Linked DNA regions of Mus musculus: region 2 is linked to region 1. Evidence: chromatin loops called from intact Hi-C (ENCODE). Cell type or tissue: gastrocnemius. All regions are shown on one strand.

Region 1 (8,000 bases):
GCTGCCGCCTTTACCCGTCTTGAGTGCCTTCAGGTACTCTCCAAGGGCCTCCCTGACCTTGGCGGTGCCTGTCGTTCTCATGAGATCCTTCAGTATTTCCCCATCTCCTTTCTTTTTACTCACGTTCACCTACAAATCAGAAAAATAAAAACCTAAGAAAAAACTGGTTAAATGTATTCTTAAAACACTGGATCCTATTGGTAACTGGATGGCAGAGGGAGAGAGTGGTTCAGAGACGTAGGCTGCTTCACAGTTGCAGAGGATCTAAGATCTTAAAACGTTTTGAGGATGGAATATAAAATGAACCATTTCATTTACCTTTGAAGTTGTGTGTATAAGCACAGGAGTTAAATAGCTTGTGGCTTTATCTAGAGATGGTCTGGTATGGCAGCCAGTATCCACCTGTGGCTAAGCATTTATGAGGTATATGATCTGAACTATGCTGTACACACAGAAGACTCCAAAGACTAAATACCAAGAAAAAGTAAAGTACCTCATCAATAACTTGTGAACTGCATGCTAAACTCATATTTACTCTCCCCTGGATTAAAAGTTTTTAATTACTTACCTGGTTTTTAATGTGGATACTAGAGAATTTTAAATTGCAGTATGTGGGTGGCATTTATACTGAATAATGCTGGTCTACAAACCTGAAGCTTCTAACCAAGAAGTTCCCGCATAACCTGGACTTGAATTATATACTCTCGGTAGAGAGGTAAATCATTTGGGAGAGGAAAAATGGATGAGAGCAACAGAAATGAAGAGACAGGGATGTATCAAGTGGTTTGCTATCCTTTTTTTCTCTCGGTTTTTCGAGACAGGGTTTCTCTGTGTAGCCCTAGCTGTCCTGGAACTCACTCTGTAGACCAGGCTGTCCTCGAACTCAGAAATCCGCCTGCCTCTGTCTCCTTGAGTGCTGGGATTAAAGGCGTGCGCCACCACGCCCGGCTGGTGCTAGTCTCAAACTATTGCAGGTCCCAGTAATTCTGCGCTGAACTGCGCCTAAGTCTGGCATCTGCTCTGCTAGATTCTACTGCAGCATACTTTAGATCTGTTTAATATGCCACCAGAAAGCTGCACTTCTCATGAGCGCTGTGGGGAACAGCAGCACCAGAGTACAACAAGCTAAGTCTGAAGGTATGAGACATGACCTCAGTGACCTTCAGTAAAGGCAAGACCTCAGAAATGCTGCTTGCTCTATGTTAGACTTTGGCTAGACTGTCTAGATTTGGGATTACAGGTGCTGTACAATGGTCCTGAATCCCAGAGGCAATTCGAAGAGGCAAGACAGGCATAAAGAAGTGATGAGATGAATCCAAAAAGGACACCTAAAGGCTGAGAACTGTCCCCATTAAGGGGAAACAAACAGTCTAATTCAGTAAGCCATGCACATGGCTCAAGCACTTCCCAGCACATGCCTTGTCACATTTAACCTGAAAGCATCGATGAACTAACTGCACAGGTAAGAGCTAGGCTGCCTGCTGTCACTCCCCTGCCCAGGTACTATACTTGGTCCTGGGAGTCTGAAGTTTCCTAGGACTTCCTCCTTTTCCACACCTCTGCTCCATCTCTCAGACACCCACAGTGTATAACACAGTGGCAGACAACCCCCATAATTCACAACTTCCACAGGACCAATCTAATGAGCAGTTTGCAAATGTCCAACACCTATAGCTGAAGCTTAACCAGAGAACAGGAGAGCACCAGCAGATACCTCAGTGTCATTGATTTCGTTTTCTTCAGAAAGGCTGGGTATTTCAATAAGTCCCTTGTGTTTTGCACCAGATTCTTTAACTGTACCTAAAATAAGCAAAGTGGATCCAATTAATAACTGGTTTATGCAAAAGACCTCTGCTTGAATGAATAGCCCATATGTGGCCTCACTCCCCTTTCAGGGTTATGACCACATCAGAGACCAACCAAGACAGGGACCAGCCAACATGGTACACAACACACCTATCCCCTTTCAGTATACTCATCTAGGGCCAGGGGGAGTATTTAAAATAGTTTTGATTAAAATGCGTACGGGGCACACCGGCAGGACCATGCAACTGGAACAATATTCAGATGCATCCACATTGAGATACTCTGGCATCATCTAAAGCAGCTCACTGCTACAAAATAAGGTGAGGCTCCAGAAGTGCTACTCTGGCTAAATTCAATGAAGGGAATGGTTGTAGGAGACAGGTGTGCTAAAATGCAAAGGTCAGCTCTGGATCTCCATTCACCTCTGCAACTTGAGATGTCAAGGAGTGAAACAAGCTGATGGGGTCATTAGGACCAGCAGCAACCACAGAGAAAGTGAGGGCAATGCAAGAGTCAGGCGTGATGCTGCTTACACGCACGTGCATTAACCTAGAGCCCTCTGCACACTAGGCAAGCATTCAGATGCTGAGCTACATCCCAAGCTCTTAGCTTTCTTGTGAAATGGGATCTTTTTATTGTGGCCCAAGCTAGTCTTAACTTGCAGGGAACTTAGTAGGACTGCTTTGATGTTTGACACCTCCCTGACTCAGAGGCCAAGGAAGGCTCAGTGAGCTTCATCTTAACAAACTACACAGAAAGTAGCCAACTCTAGGCAGACACCCGAGTTCTTAACACAATACGGTCGGTCTTCCATACCCACATCTCTCCTTGTTCTCTCCCTTTCCCTATGATTGACCTTTGGTCATGTCAACAAGTATTGAACCATAAGCTAAGTACCACGTGTCTTGGTAAAGTCAAGACAACTATGAACAAAAAGGTCCATCAACAGGTAAAGAGATAAAATGTGCTCTGTCCACACAATGCACATAAAAACAGCATAAAGTACTAAAACATGGTACAAGGTGGAATGAAAGCAGAGAGTTTTATGTATGACAGGATTCTATCTATATGGATTGTCCAAAGAACCCAATCTTAGGATAAAGTCCCCAAGGGAGGGCTGACAAGATGGCTCAATGGATAAGGAACTTACTGCTGGGGCCTAGTGACTTGAATTAAATTCCTGTGTCCTTGCACCTCACATGCCCACCATGGCACACATGCCCACACACATAATAGAATTAAGACAACAAAGATAAGCTAGCAAGAGGCAAAAGCACTTGCTACCAACCAACTCTGCCTTCTACACGTGCTACGACACCCAAGTATGTGCGCACACACACAGAAATAATTTTTTAAGTTTTGAAATAATTAAACATTTTTAAGGGAAGCAGGCATCTGTGGAGGAAGGGTGGCAGGTGGCAGCTGCATTAAGGCCCTAGTCACAGATGCTGGTAAAAGGGCTTAACTGAGAAAGAACTGCCCCTCAGGCATCTAGAGTAGTGAAGTGCAGCTTTCAGAACATAGCAACACCAAGCACATCCGAACATCAGCTACTGCTACTAAACGTTAAGACTGTACACAGGGTGTCCCCAACCTGCCTCTTGCCAGGACCCCCATTACCTTTCCAGGCCAGCTTGATGTTCCACTCATAGAAGAAAATAAGCTTCCCTTTGCGGCTGTTACATGAAGCCTCACCTTCCACCTGTTTCAACTCACTGATCTCACATCGGCCAGCCTCATTCTCCATAGCAATGCCAACCAGGAGCTCTCGGAGCTTCCCCTTGGACCAAATGGTGGCATCCCGCTCTGTCCTGCCAGAGAATAGAAAGACAGGTGAATGGCCCAGCTGGTCTCCATCTGAGCAGCCAGGATGCCATCCAAACCCAGACCAGGTGAGTCCTGGTATTCAAGCAGCCTCCAACTCGCAAATGTGCTTCTCTGACGAGGTTTCTACTAGGTATCTTCTAAGCCTGTTGCTCAGTTTCTTAAGACACTATTATTCACCATATAATAATGGGTAATCTTAAAAACAATGGCCCCGGGGAAAAGGGTCCAGCAATCTCCACCCCAGGAAATGGATTGGCTAAGCTGCGGCCACCTGTAACGGTGGTAGTCATTTAAATAGCCTTAACCACAATATCAGTTATCTGGCATTTCCATATTTATCTTATGCATTCTCTCTAATGTTCTCATCTAAGGGGACAAAGAGCAGCCTGAGACGTCAGTGTCCTAATCATAGAATCCAGCCTAGAACATAATTCTTTCAGGACAGCTAAGTCATCTTATGGTGCAGTCTGGGCTCTGCTTCCCTCAGCTTTCCCCAATGCCCGCCAAAGAGGCAGACATCTCCCGGTATTCCTGAGACACAAAGGGGGGCAGATAACTAGTGCAAACTGAGACAAAGCAAAGAAAGTGAGATCCAAGTCCCTGCCTTCCTACTGCACACGGACACAGCACCGTCGGCGCACGCACGCGCACTACGCATCTCAAGGCCGAGGATGGCTGGGTGAGGGGCGACCGAGGCACAGCTGTCCGGTAGGGTGAGACAGAAGTCCCTTCTGGAGCTCGCCCAACTTCAGGAGGAGCCTGAAGCCGTAGGACCAGCGCAGTTAGGAACCGTCTCCCGCCACGGGCAGCCGTGCTGCGGCGCCGCGCGGCCCTCCCAGGAGCCCGCCCGCCTGCTCGCGCCCGGGGCCCACCGCACCAGTGCCAGTTGTTCACGTTGGTCCCGTCCTCCCGCTCCTCCACGATCCAGCGCGGGTCCCCCTGGCCCCACTTGGCCATGGCGGCGCTGACGACGACGGCCCTGGTAGCGGGAGCGCGCGGGTTTCCGGCCAGAAGGTCTGTGAGCCGATCGCCCGCAGCTCCCAGAAAGTGCCAGAAGTCCCCGCCCCGGGCCGCCCCGGCCACAGCCTGCCCCGCCCCCCGCTGTCCGCTCCCCGCAGCCAGCTCCACCCCACATCGACTCTGCCCCAAGCCCGGTTACGCCCCCAATATGCCACACCTCTGGGCGCCGCCCTCTGCAGGCTTCTCCCCCACCCCACCCCCGACTTCGCCCCGCCTCTCTGCCCTAAGACCCCGCCCTATGCCTCCTGGCGCTGTCTTCTGCTAGGCTCCTCCCCGACTTCGCCCCGCCCCCCGGTCCTAAGGCTCCGCCCTGGCCCTAGCCCTCCGCTTTGTAACCCCTGGTTCGCCTTGTTCTTGCCGCTGGCTCCTGCTGCCCAGCGAGGCTTCTGGCCAGGGCTTTCTACGAACGACCGAGACTCCGCCCAGGGCTCGTACCAGAGCGGGTTGTCCATTTTCTGAGGCCCTTGGGATGGGAGCTGCGCAGGTCCCTAAGCAGAGGCCCGCGAGGGTTTACTGAAAGAATGCTTTTTTTTTTTCCATGCAGTGATCCTCTAGAGACAAAAGATCGTGCTTGCAAGTGCCTGGGATTGTGGATACAGTTACAATAAGGGTTTATTAATTCTTTCCATCGTTTTTCACCTTCTAGCAAAAACTGAAGCCACCATCTGGAAAGTGTTTCTTAGGAGATTATTTTAACAAATAAAATAGGTAGTTCAATGGGAGATGGGGAAGGACCTGGCTGCTCTGTGCACTTGCCATTCAGTGGTCTGCTTATCAGCAAAACAAGCTGAAAGGGCTATGGTGTTTATTGGAGCTATTGCATTTCGATGTGTTCTTCGAGAAGTTACATCATTCAAACTGCTGAAGCAATGCTGTGACCCCCCCCCCCAAATCAAACGGCATTGTTAGTTCAACTGATCATACCAAAGGCACAGCTGACAGAAGGCAAGACTCTAGCGATGATTGGCGTGTACTTTGTGTGCCTACTTTTCATCCAGTTCTTCTGTTTGCTCCTGATAAAACATTTCATGATAAGATTTAGATATGTTCATTTGAACCTGACAGAAAATAAGACTTCTGAGGGTAGAAGCTGCTACAATCACTAAAATGTATAAATACCAAAATATACAAGAACTACTCCCAGTAGAAATAAATTTACTGGAATGTAACTCGATTGTGAGTCTAGGAGACCAATGGACCCTGAAGCACTCTTCAGATCTGCGATTTAAAAATGACCTCCAATAAGACATTGCAAAAATGGGAAAGAAACAATGGAAAAAGTAAAAGAGTGGGGAAGGTGGCCCCGAAAGAAACTGTCCTAGAAAAAGTACTGGGTCAATAGCTAGTGAACAAAACCATGGTGTTCCCACACCCCCTGGGGGGGGCATTTATAGACCATAACAATAATTGAGACATTTAAGCAATTTCAGATGTCCAAAGTTAATTGAAGCTTTCTTTAATTTTCAAGAAATGATAAAACAATGGAAAAAGAAAATCCTTGCCTGGCAGTGAGTCTGAAGACAGCTGATCAAAGGGGAAGAAGTCCAGCCACAGATGGAAGAGAGATGACCTGGACAGTGGGCTGCAGTGGGAAGGAAGCCATGATTTCAGGACATGAAAAGTGGAGTCACACGAGGCTCACTGGGTGCTGGTGGGAGGCAGAGGGGTGTACCCTTAAACTGTAATTGTTTGGTGTAAACAGACTGAATTTGTGTCCTTCTCCAAAACATGGGCTTGATAATTGTGCTTTTAGTTTTTTTTTTTTTTTGGTTTTTCAAGACAGGGTTTCTCTGTGTAGTCCTGGCTGACCTGGAACTCACTCTGTAGACCAAGCCGGCCTCAAACTCAGAAATCTGCCTGCCTCTGCCTCCTGAGTGCTGGGATTAAAGGCGTGCGCCACCACGCCAGGCGCTTTTAGATTCTTTGTTTCGTCTATTATTGTGAGTTTGTTCACACTCATCCACAGTCCACAGTTGAGGTGTGGAGGACAGAGGACAGCGTCCCAGAGTCAGTTCTCTGCTTCCATCATGTGGACCCCAGGAATAAGACGGCTTCTACGTACATCGTGTATATAATCTTTATCATGTGTGAAAAATCACTACATTCTAGTGAAAAAGCAAGTTTGATATGTGAAGAAGTCAGTCATATGATGCAGACTCAGGCAAGACGCCTGAGGGGACACGTGATGTTTGGAGAGAGTATAGGACTCAATGGACAGGGTGCTTCATTGGTCTTGAGTCTTTGTCAGGGTCCAGCCTCAACACAGGATCGGAGTTCTCTACTGGAAGATTCATAGTGAATAGACACAGACTACTCTATTCACTCTGAGTACAAGCTGGCAGGCAACTTTTCAAGGCTTAAAGGTTTTCTTCTCTCTCATTCCCTGCTCTCTCTCTCTCTCCCACTCGCTCGCAGCTTGAGGCGGCACACACTCTGCATTCAATTGTGTATTCTGCTTTTCTTCTGTGTGCTTTTCTTTTCTTGAACTCTCACACTCACACACACCTCTGTGTGTTCCCCTTTTACTCTCACACACACCCTCCACAAGCATTGCACACACACTTTCCTTTCACTCCCACACACATTTTCCATACACACCTCACATTCTCTCTTCACTCACTCTTCATTCACTCTCCGCATTCACCTCACTTGCTCTCTCACTCGCTCTCTTGCCTTTTTCTTGCCCCATCTTTTATTGATACTCCAAAAGCAGGTTAAAAAAAAAAGACATTGTATAATCATTGCCAAATCAAATTCAAAAGAATAACCATGTCCCACAAAGAATCAAGAACTACAATTGTTCCCCAAAATTTCAAGCTTCCCTATTCCCAGGTCAACAGACAATATAATAATTGCAAACTTATTATTTAAACTTTAACTTATTATACTTCAGAGCTCAGAGCCCAGCTACTTGTATTTTCTTATGAAGCTCTGATGATAAATGACATGGACAAAGCTGCCAGGCAGTGACCAGAAAGAATCAAGTTAACCCTTAACTCAACAGTTCCACTAGCTTTCTGCTTCTGCACATTGCGCACAATGACTCTCCTAAGAGTCCCAGTGTTTTAACTTAATTATACTAATATAAGATCTTACATATTCTATACTTGCTTATCCAGGAACCACTCTCAAATGTTGTGCAAAACTTATTTCATAACTTTAATGATTTTTTTTTCTTTCTTGGAGTCCCAATGTTGGCTCTCTTTCATTTTCTAATAATTTCTTCAAACTTTCTTTGCAAGTCAAGCATTAATCTGGAACTACCATTGTGCAGTTAGTGCATTGCTTCCAAGATGAGAGTTCACAGTGTGCACCTGGGTCATTAGGATTCTGCTGTGCTGTGCCCC
Region 2 (8,000 bases), 130 kb after region 1:
CTGCCATACCCGGGGATCCATCCCATAATCAGCCTCCAAACGCTGACACCATTGCATACACCAGCAAGATTTTGCTGAAAGGACCCTGATATAGCTGTCTCTTGTGAGGCTATGCCGGGGCCTAGCAAACACAGAAGTGGATGCTCACAGTCAGCTATTGGATGGATCACAGGGCTCCCAATGGAGGAGCTAGAGAAATTACCCAAGGAGCTGAAGGGGTCTGCAACCCTATAGGTGAAACAACAATATGAACTAACCAGTACCCCCAGAGCTCGTGTCTCTAGTTGCATATGTAGCAGAAGATGGCCTAGTCGGCCATCATTGGGAAGAAAGGCCCCTTGGTCTTGCAAACTTTATATACCTCAGTACGGGGGAATGTCAGGGCTAAGAAGTGGGAGTGGGTGGGTAGGGGAGTCGGGGTGGGGGAGGGTCTGGGGGACTTTTGGGATAGCATTTGAAATGTAAATGAAGAAAATATCTAATTTAAAAAAAGTCAGAGTAGAAGTTGTTTTTAGAAATGTGTTAACTCAGGGCTAGAGAGATAGCTAAATGTTAAGATCACTGGATGCTCTTTCAAAAAACCCAGGTTCAATTCCTATAACCCACATAGCTCATAACCATCTATTAATTCCAGTTCCAGGGCCTCCAAGGGCACCAGGTACATGGTACAAACACATGCAGACAAAACATCCCAGACATAAAATATTAAAATAACAAAGTAAAAAATACTTAACTCAAAGGAATCATGTACATATGCTCTTGAAGAAGAGTAAAGATTATCTTTATCAGCTATATTTCCCTTTGGTATATATCTGTTATCAGTTGACAATATTAGTAAATAAAATACTTGGCTTCTGGCTTTTATTTTTGTATTATGTGTTTCCATCAGGAATAATCCCTAATTCTGTCATCATCTAAGTATTAACCAGGCCTGACCTTGCTTAGCTTTAGAGATCAAATGAGACTGGGTATGTTCTGAGTGGTATGGCCATAGAATTCACCCTAACCTGGGATTAGGAACTGAACCCACTGTCTGATGACAGTACTAGCTGAGCTACTAAGCAATACCCCTAGCCTCAATAAAATCTAATTCCAACTTTTACTGGAAAGCAAATCCAGGGGGATCTGACTTGTAACACTATATTTTCTTTTCTTCTATTGCATATCTCAGGCTATTGTTGTACTAAGGACTGATCCCAGGGCCTCAGACATACTAGGGAAGCACTCTACCTATGAAGATGCCAAAGCTGCCAAGGAGGCCCCCGAAGGAAGCAAAATTGACAGAAATAAAACTATCTTGGACTAGACAATGCCTAATGGTGAAGGGGAGGCCACAGAGTTTTCCTAGAAGGCAGGGGTGATAGGCTACCAAAAAAAAAAAAAAAAAAAAAAAAAAAAAAAAAAAAAAAGAAAGAAAGAAAGAAAAGAAAAGAAAAAGAAAAAGAAAAAGAAATCTGACTCTCCCCTGGGCAGCTGTTCTGTCCTTGTCTACCCTCTTCCATTTGAAACAAATGTTTTCACTGTTACCCATTAGATGGCAGAACCTCCTGAGGCCATTTCAAGACAGTAGTCCTGTGGTCTACTTGGAGTCCATCTAGGCAACATGTTAACACAGATTTTCCCTGCTAAGTTTGACTTGATATTCATATACACTTTTCAAGGAGATAAATGATAGAGATGGCCTTTCTTGTTACGTTTTAAGTTCATATTTGAATTCTGTTTCATCTCATGTACTAAACCATTTTTTACATAAATAGTTTTTGTTGTTTTTTGTCTGTGTCTGGACTGTAAAAGATGGAATGTTTTACCATGATTTTTACTTCAGTGACATTAAGACAAACTAGAAGTCCTAAACTGAAGAGAAAAAAAAAAAAAAACAGAACAAGAAAACCCAACACTGAGAGTAAATAAGTAAAAATGAAACCATCAGTGGAATTATTGGATACTGTAATTCCAGTACTCCAGAGGCTGAGGCAGGAGAATCTTTGAGTTCCAGGCCAGCTTGGATTTCATAGTGAGTTCCAGGTATAGTGGTGCACTCTTATAATCCCAACATTTTGGAGGTTAAGGCAGAAGATACTTCACCCTGAGCTGTAAATTTCATATAAAAAACCCCACAAATATCAGGGGCTGGAGAGATGGGTTAGTGGTTAAGAGCACTGGCTGCTCTTCCATTGGATCCAGGTTCAATTCCCGGCACCCACATGGCAGCTCATCACTGTCTGTGACTCCAGTTCTAGGAGAGTCTGACTCCCTCACACTAATGCACATAAAACAGAATTAAGTAAGTTATATTCAATAACCCACCAAACCCAAAGCATGACAAAAACTGGCTTCTAAATCTCAAACTAGTGTCCGTGAGTGTAGGAAAAGACTATGCTTCTCCTATAAGAATCCTTAAAGTTTGATTCTGAGTATAAAATTAATAAAGTCAATTATGTTATCAGGATGACTAGGCTATCCGTATTTCAGAGTCCATTTGCTTTTCTCCTTATAATTTAATCTATACCAAAAAATGCTTTAAATGTTCATCACAACAGGATGATGGTGGCACGCCTTTAATCCCAGAGCTGGGGAGGCAGAGGCAGGTAGATCTGAGTTCAAGGCCAGCCTGTGTTCTTATATTATTTGTTTGTCTATAAAAAATTATTTATTTATCTGGCTGTCCTGGAACTTGCTCTGTAGACTAGGCTGGCCTCAAACTCCTGAGTGTTAGGATTATATTAATGTTACAGAAGATATAATGCTCTCCTCTGGTCTCCTTTAGCACTATAAGAACGTGGTGCACAGAAATCAATGAAGTAAAACACTAACACAAAATAAGATAGATATACTTTTTTTTACTTCGATGTTTCTTTCCATCTCACCGGGCGGGGTGGGAGCATCCGCTTTCCGGTGCTGCTGCTGCCGTCTGTACTCCAGGAGGAGCCCAGAGACTGTTACTCACCTCTTTGGGTGTTGCTGCTGCCGTCTGTACTCCAGGAGGGGCCCAGAGACTGTTACTCACCTCTTTGGGCGTTAATCCAGGCACAAGCCTTGCCACAGTTTCCCAGTTGATGGTCTGAGGGATTCCAATCAATGGATAAAGAATCATATCCAATACCATTTGGTTATTATTATTCAGAAAATTATTGTTTTCTGGATATCCACGACTCATCTTTTAGAGCTAGAAATAGGGAAAACACACAGTATTATTACATCTGAAATTCAGATGTTTCCAGAACATTGTGGACTAGTCCATTCCTAAAAGTTACCTGCCACTATATAAAGAAAAAAAAAATAAAACTGGTATAAAGCAAACACCAAATACTCATCTAAAATCGCTTCAAACATAAAAGCTTTGAATATTATGACTTGAAAGATGGGTACATATAAGAATGAATTAAATATGTAGTAAAAAGGCAGAATCTTTTGTTTGTTTGTTTCAAGATGGGGTTTCTCTATGTAGCCCTGGCTGTCCTGGAACTCACTCTGTAGACCAGGCTGGCCTCAAATTCAGAAATCCACCTGCCTCTGCCTCCTGAGTGCTGGGCTTAAAGGCGTGCGCCACCACTGCCTGGCTTAAAAGGCAGAATCTTAGTGGCAAACTCCAGGTGACAGGTATTTGGGTTTTTATTAAAAACAAACAAACAAAAAAAACCCCAAACTTTGTCTCTGCTATGTGTTAAATTTTTTTCCAAATAAAATGTTCAGGAAAAGTTGAGTGTACTTTATTTTCTGAAAAAGTCACTAAGCATGCAGTTTATATACTGACTATTCATAGATAATAGCATCAAACCACGAAAAAAATCAAAATACGAAGCTTGCTGAAAGTAGTATAATCTCATTCTGTTCCTACATAATCCCCTCCTCGTTTCTCCTTGAGTGACTGCTCATGGCACAAATAATGGACCGTGGCTGAGCCTGCTGAACTTGTAGACATAATAAAATGAAATAGCCTAGCAACTTAACACAGCAGTTAATAGATCTGTGGTTGTTATAATGCTGTCTATCTATTATAGCGCTGTTATTTTTGTATGTTTGAAACAACTTCTCTCTGGAAAGTTCTTTTTCAACACTATTTTCTGAAGCAATGTGAAACTGACCTGACTGATCTGGCAGAAAATGGGTACTGGAAAAAAACCTTAAGAGCCAAAATGGAGGCAGCCATGGAGAGGCACAGGAGCCTGTGATCGCTATGAAAGCAGAGCTTGTCCTGATTTTACAACATAAGGAAACAGGTTTGGAGGAGTTAAGTAATTTGCACAATGCCATAGATCTAATAAGATGCAGAGTAAGGGTTCACTTTCCAATCTATGTTCTCTTCATTCTCTAAGGAGAAGTAGAGAGGTGGAGATGGTGGTCTAGGATGGAAAGGACAGACTCTAACAGAAAGCCAATTATGTTTTAATTTCACAACCCTGAAAGCTTTGGCCCATGAGGCAGGCTGGGGAAATTATACAAAGAAAGGAAAGAAAAAGAAACTACCCATCCACCCAAAGCTAAAATATTTCAGGAAGCTCTTTATGTCAATGGATTTAAGACATACTATTTTACCCACGCATTTACGAATACTCCATTATGTGTCAGGCACTGCAGCCGAAGTTGGAACACAGAATTAAAGAAGAAAACACTGGTAAAGGTTTATGGCTAGTCATGTTTTCTTAGTTTAGCTGTCTTAGTTTCTAGCTTGGGAATGCCACTTGAAAATAGGAGATGCTCTGTGGAAAAGTGTGGCATAACGTAGGGCAAAGATGACTAACCGACCAAGAGCAGTGTGCCCAGAGTCTGAAGGTCTGGTTTGAGTTTTAGCATCATCACAAGCCACATTAAAAGCCTATGACAGACAGTACAGAGAGAACAAAAAGGATCACCTTGTGAAGATAATAAAAGCACCTCCCAGAGAAATGAGACATGATATGTAAAGACAAAAGATACTTCCTAGGATTGGGACATTTAAAATAGCACACTGAGTAGAAATGTAGAAGCAGTCATTACCACTAGGTGGCTGTTTATATAAACAGGGTCATAGGGCATCAAATGTCAGCTAAAACAATACAATCCTATGTGTCTGCATAAACATTAAAAAGCAACAGTTAAGAGCACTTGATGTTATCACACAGGACCTGGGTTTGGGTCCCAGCAACCAAGTGGTTTCTTACAACTGTCTATAACTCCAGTTACAGGGCTATAATGCCCTCTTTTGGCCTTCATAGGCACTAGACAAATATATGGTACATCCAGATACATGCAAGCAAGCAAACACAAGGCACACATAAAATAAAAGCGAATAAATCTAAAATACAAAAGAAACACACAAAAAATTAAGCATTGTAAAGTTATAGCTTTCTGAGATGTACCTTACTGAAGGCCCAGTACAATGTACGAGTTACAAGTATAGATTCTGAAGTCAAACTGTCCAACTTTATATCTTGGTTCTACCATTAAGATATTGTCTAATTCAGATAATCCGTGTCTCAGTTTCCTCATCTGCAAAACAAAAGTCAAACCATAGGTGCTCTCTTTCTGTGATCCTTGGTAAGAAAATCACCTGACACAGTGAGGACTGGATGTCTGTAGCAGTAGCACTTCTGAGATTCTTAAACAGATTCATAAAGATAACAAAGCATAGCATGAAGTATGCTGCCAATAAAACAGGCTATGAATACTTACCAAGCTGCTCCATTTCTAGCAGTGCAATCTTGGGCTTGCTATAAGGAAAATAATAACTACTTTTAAGATTATTGTGAGAATTAAACAATACCATAAAGTACCCAGCACAGTGTCTGGCATGCAAAATGTGCACCACAATTTATTATGGCAATTGTTTTTCCTTATCCTATTTTGGCTGTTACTGACATAAAATTTTTCAAGAATTTTGTTGAATCCCTTAGAAAGCACTGCCCAGAACAGAATTTCATTTTTATCCACCTGGGGTAGGTCTGGCTTTGTAGTCCAGGCTGGCTTCTAACTCATGATCTTCCCGTCTTAGAGCACAGGGATTTCAAGTGTGTTCAGACACACTCAGCTCTTTGATTCCTCAAAAAAAAACAAACAAACAAACAAAAAAAAACCCCAGCAAAACAGATAGTGCCAAAAAATGTTTGCTGACTTAATAAAGTCTCAAAGCCTTAAAGAAACAATGTATCTTTTGGAACCCACTCCAAGCTGAAGATTTACAATTTATATGAATATTTAAGTACACACATTAAATAATGTGGAATCTTAATCTTCAGTGAACAAAATGTTGTTCTCTGCTTACATGGGTAATGTGTGCATTCCTTTTCCTGAGGACAAATGATTTGGAAAGCGGTGTTTAATTATAATTTGTTTGGACCTTAGGAAGACGTTTAGGATGGGAATGGAGATGTGCGAGGCCCTGGGTTGGACAACCAGCACTGGAAAGGAGAAAAGGCGACTAAACAGTTTAAAGTAGAACTCAAGACAAAGACCCCTTGTGTGCTGCTTTTTCACTTTTAACTTTCAGATATTTAATTAAAATTTATTTTCTGTTTTTGGTGGTGGTGGTGGCAGTGTACTCCACAAATGAGCTAAGTTCCCAGCACTTAATTAAAATAACAAGAAAGATGTCTCCATCAAATTCTTAAAAACTTGTATATTTCAAATATAATACTCATTTATTCGTGGTAATGGATGATTTAAGTAACTTGGGTGTGAATTTTTTTTCTGTTGACACAATTGAATCTTTCCAATCAAGGGAAAAAAACTACTGTGTATTCTAGTTAAACTAATCTCTGAGAATGTTTCCTTTAGGGTATGAATAACATACAGTCTTAGAACAGCTGGCACATGCATCTCATTCTGGAGAAAGGTATAAACGTATAAAAAACTATGACCAAAAGAAAATATCTAAAACTCAAAATTATCCTCTCATGCATGACACCATACTTTAAAAGTGTTTAAGGTATAATATATTTAGTAAATAAATAACATTATTTACTAAAATATAAAAATTCTATTGTTTTAACATTTTACACCTTTAAAGAACATAACCTATTCCTTATTTTGGCTTATTCATATGGACAAGCATCTGCTTTTCATTTTTCAATGAAAAGGGGGCTCTTGATCTTTCCCTAGGCAGAGGAGGGAGTGGAGGTGGGGGGTGGTCACAGGGACAGGTGGAAGGCCTCTGGCACAGCAGAGGGAGGCTGTTAGTCCTGATCTACAACAGACTTCCTGACTCTCATCCACACGTGTGACCCAGCCGGTTGGCTCTGATTCTGAAAGACCGGACATCACTGCCCACCCGGGTAAGTAGCCTTTCCAAGCCCGGGTCCGAGGCTCCCTGCGCGGCGCGTCCTCGGGACCGGGATTCCGCGGCGTGGACACCGACTCGAGGCGCGGGCTGGAGAGGAGCAGACAAAGGCATCGGAAAGCAGCCTGGCGGGGACTGTGAGGGCCGGAGTCCGGCGACCGAAGCTGGGCTCCGTCGCCAAGAGCGTAGGCGAGGGCGGCGGCGGGACGGGGCCGCAGGCAGCGCCCGGGCGTCCGCGGGCTTCCGGGCAGCGGGGCCCCGCACCGCCCGCCCGCCCGCCAGTCCGCCCGCCCGGATGGGCAGCGGCGCTCCCGGCCCTCGCCCCACTCCAGCTTCCGAGTGGGTGCCCCAGCCTCTCAGCGTCTCTCTCACCTCCACAGGGCCGCGGCGGCCCTCACCGCGCCGGTGTCACCTGCAGCGGCCAGCACCGCCCGCGCTCGCGCCCAGAACGGCGCGACCCGGCGCACACGCCAGGCTGAGGCGGCCTCACGAGCCGCGGCCGCACCCGCCTGCGCCCGCTAGCCAGCCGCCCAGCAAGAGCGCCGAGGGGCGGGGCCTGATCGACGCGCCCGGGCCAATCGCAAGCTAGCGCCGCAGCAGAGCATCCAATGAGCGACGAGATCCTGCGGGTGGGCGGGTGCGGGCGGTGCCAGAGTGCAGCCCACCGCTGCACAGAGCCTGCTCTTCACCCTGCCCTCTCTGGCTCGTCCTCTCTGGCCTGTCGCAGTGCAGCGTCCCCACTCTC

Evidence for each region. Hi-C counts contacts between places; a loop is a spot of excess contacts. Peaks named below come from ENCODE experiments on the same cell type or tissue, not always from the same donor. Only the 100,000 strongest peaks of a DNase experiment are listed, where the experiment ranks them.
Region 2: a loop joins it to region 1, with 3 times the contacts of the local background. A loop is called at or near these places in 5 of 42 quality-filtered maps.

Annotation. Positions count from the first base shown.
Region 1 is chr11:23,493,265-23,501,264 of GRCm38, forward strand. It overlaps Ahsa2 (AHA1, activator of heat shock protein ATPase 2), which reads right to left and starts at 4,775. Exons shown (of 9, transcript NM_172391.4): 1 at 4,511-4,775; 2 at 3,427-3,617; 3 at 1,715-1,800; 4 at 15-129. The coding sequence starts at 4,590. 1700030C12Rik (RIKEN cDNA 1700030C12 gene) reads left to right here and starts at 4,497. Exons shown (of 3, transcript NR_166706.1): 1 at 4,497-4,647; 2 at 5,198-5,321; 3 at 6,122-6,399. In gastrocnemius, no CTCF peak of the experiment used is centred here; DNase peaks (open chromatin) are centred at 3,633, 4,360, 4,862 and 6,223; H3K4me3 peaks cover 2,553 bases; H3K27ac peaks cover 1,910 bases.
Region 2 is chr11:23,625,866-23,633,865 of GRCm38, forward strand. 0610010F05Rik (RIKEN cDNA 0610010F05 gene) reads right to left here and starts at 7,766. Exons shown (of 22, transcript NM_027860.3): 1 at 7,628-7,766; 2 at 5,340-5,469; 3 at 3,008-3,166. The coding sequence starts at 3,157. In gastrocnemius, a CTCF peak has its summit at 4,991 (motif pointing right); DNase peaks (open chromatin) are centred at 7,293 and 7,841; H3K4me3 peaks cover 1,092 bases; H3K27ac peaks cover 917 bases.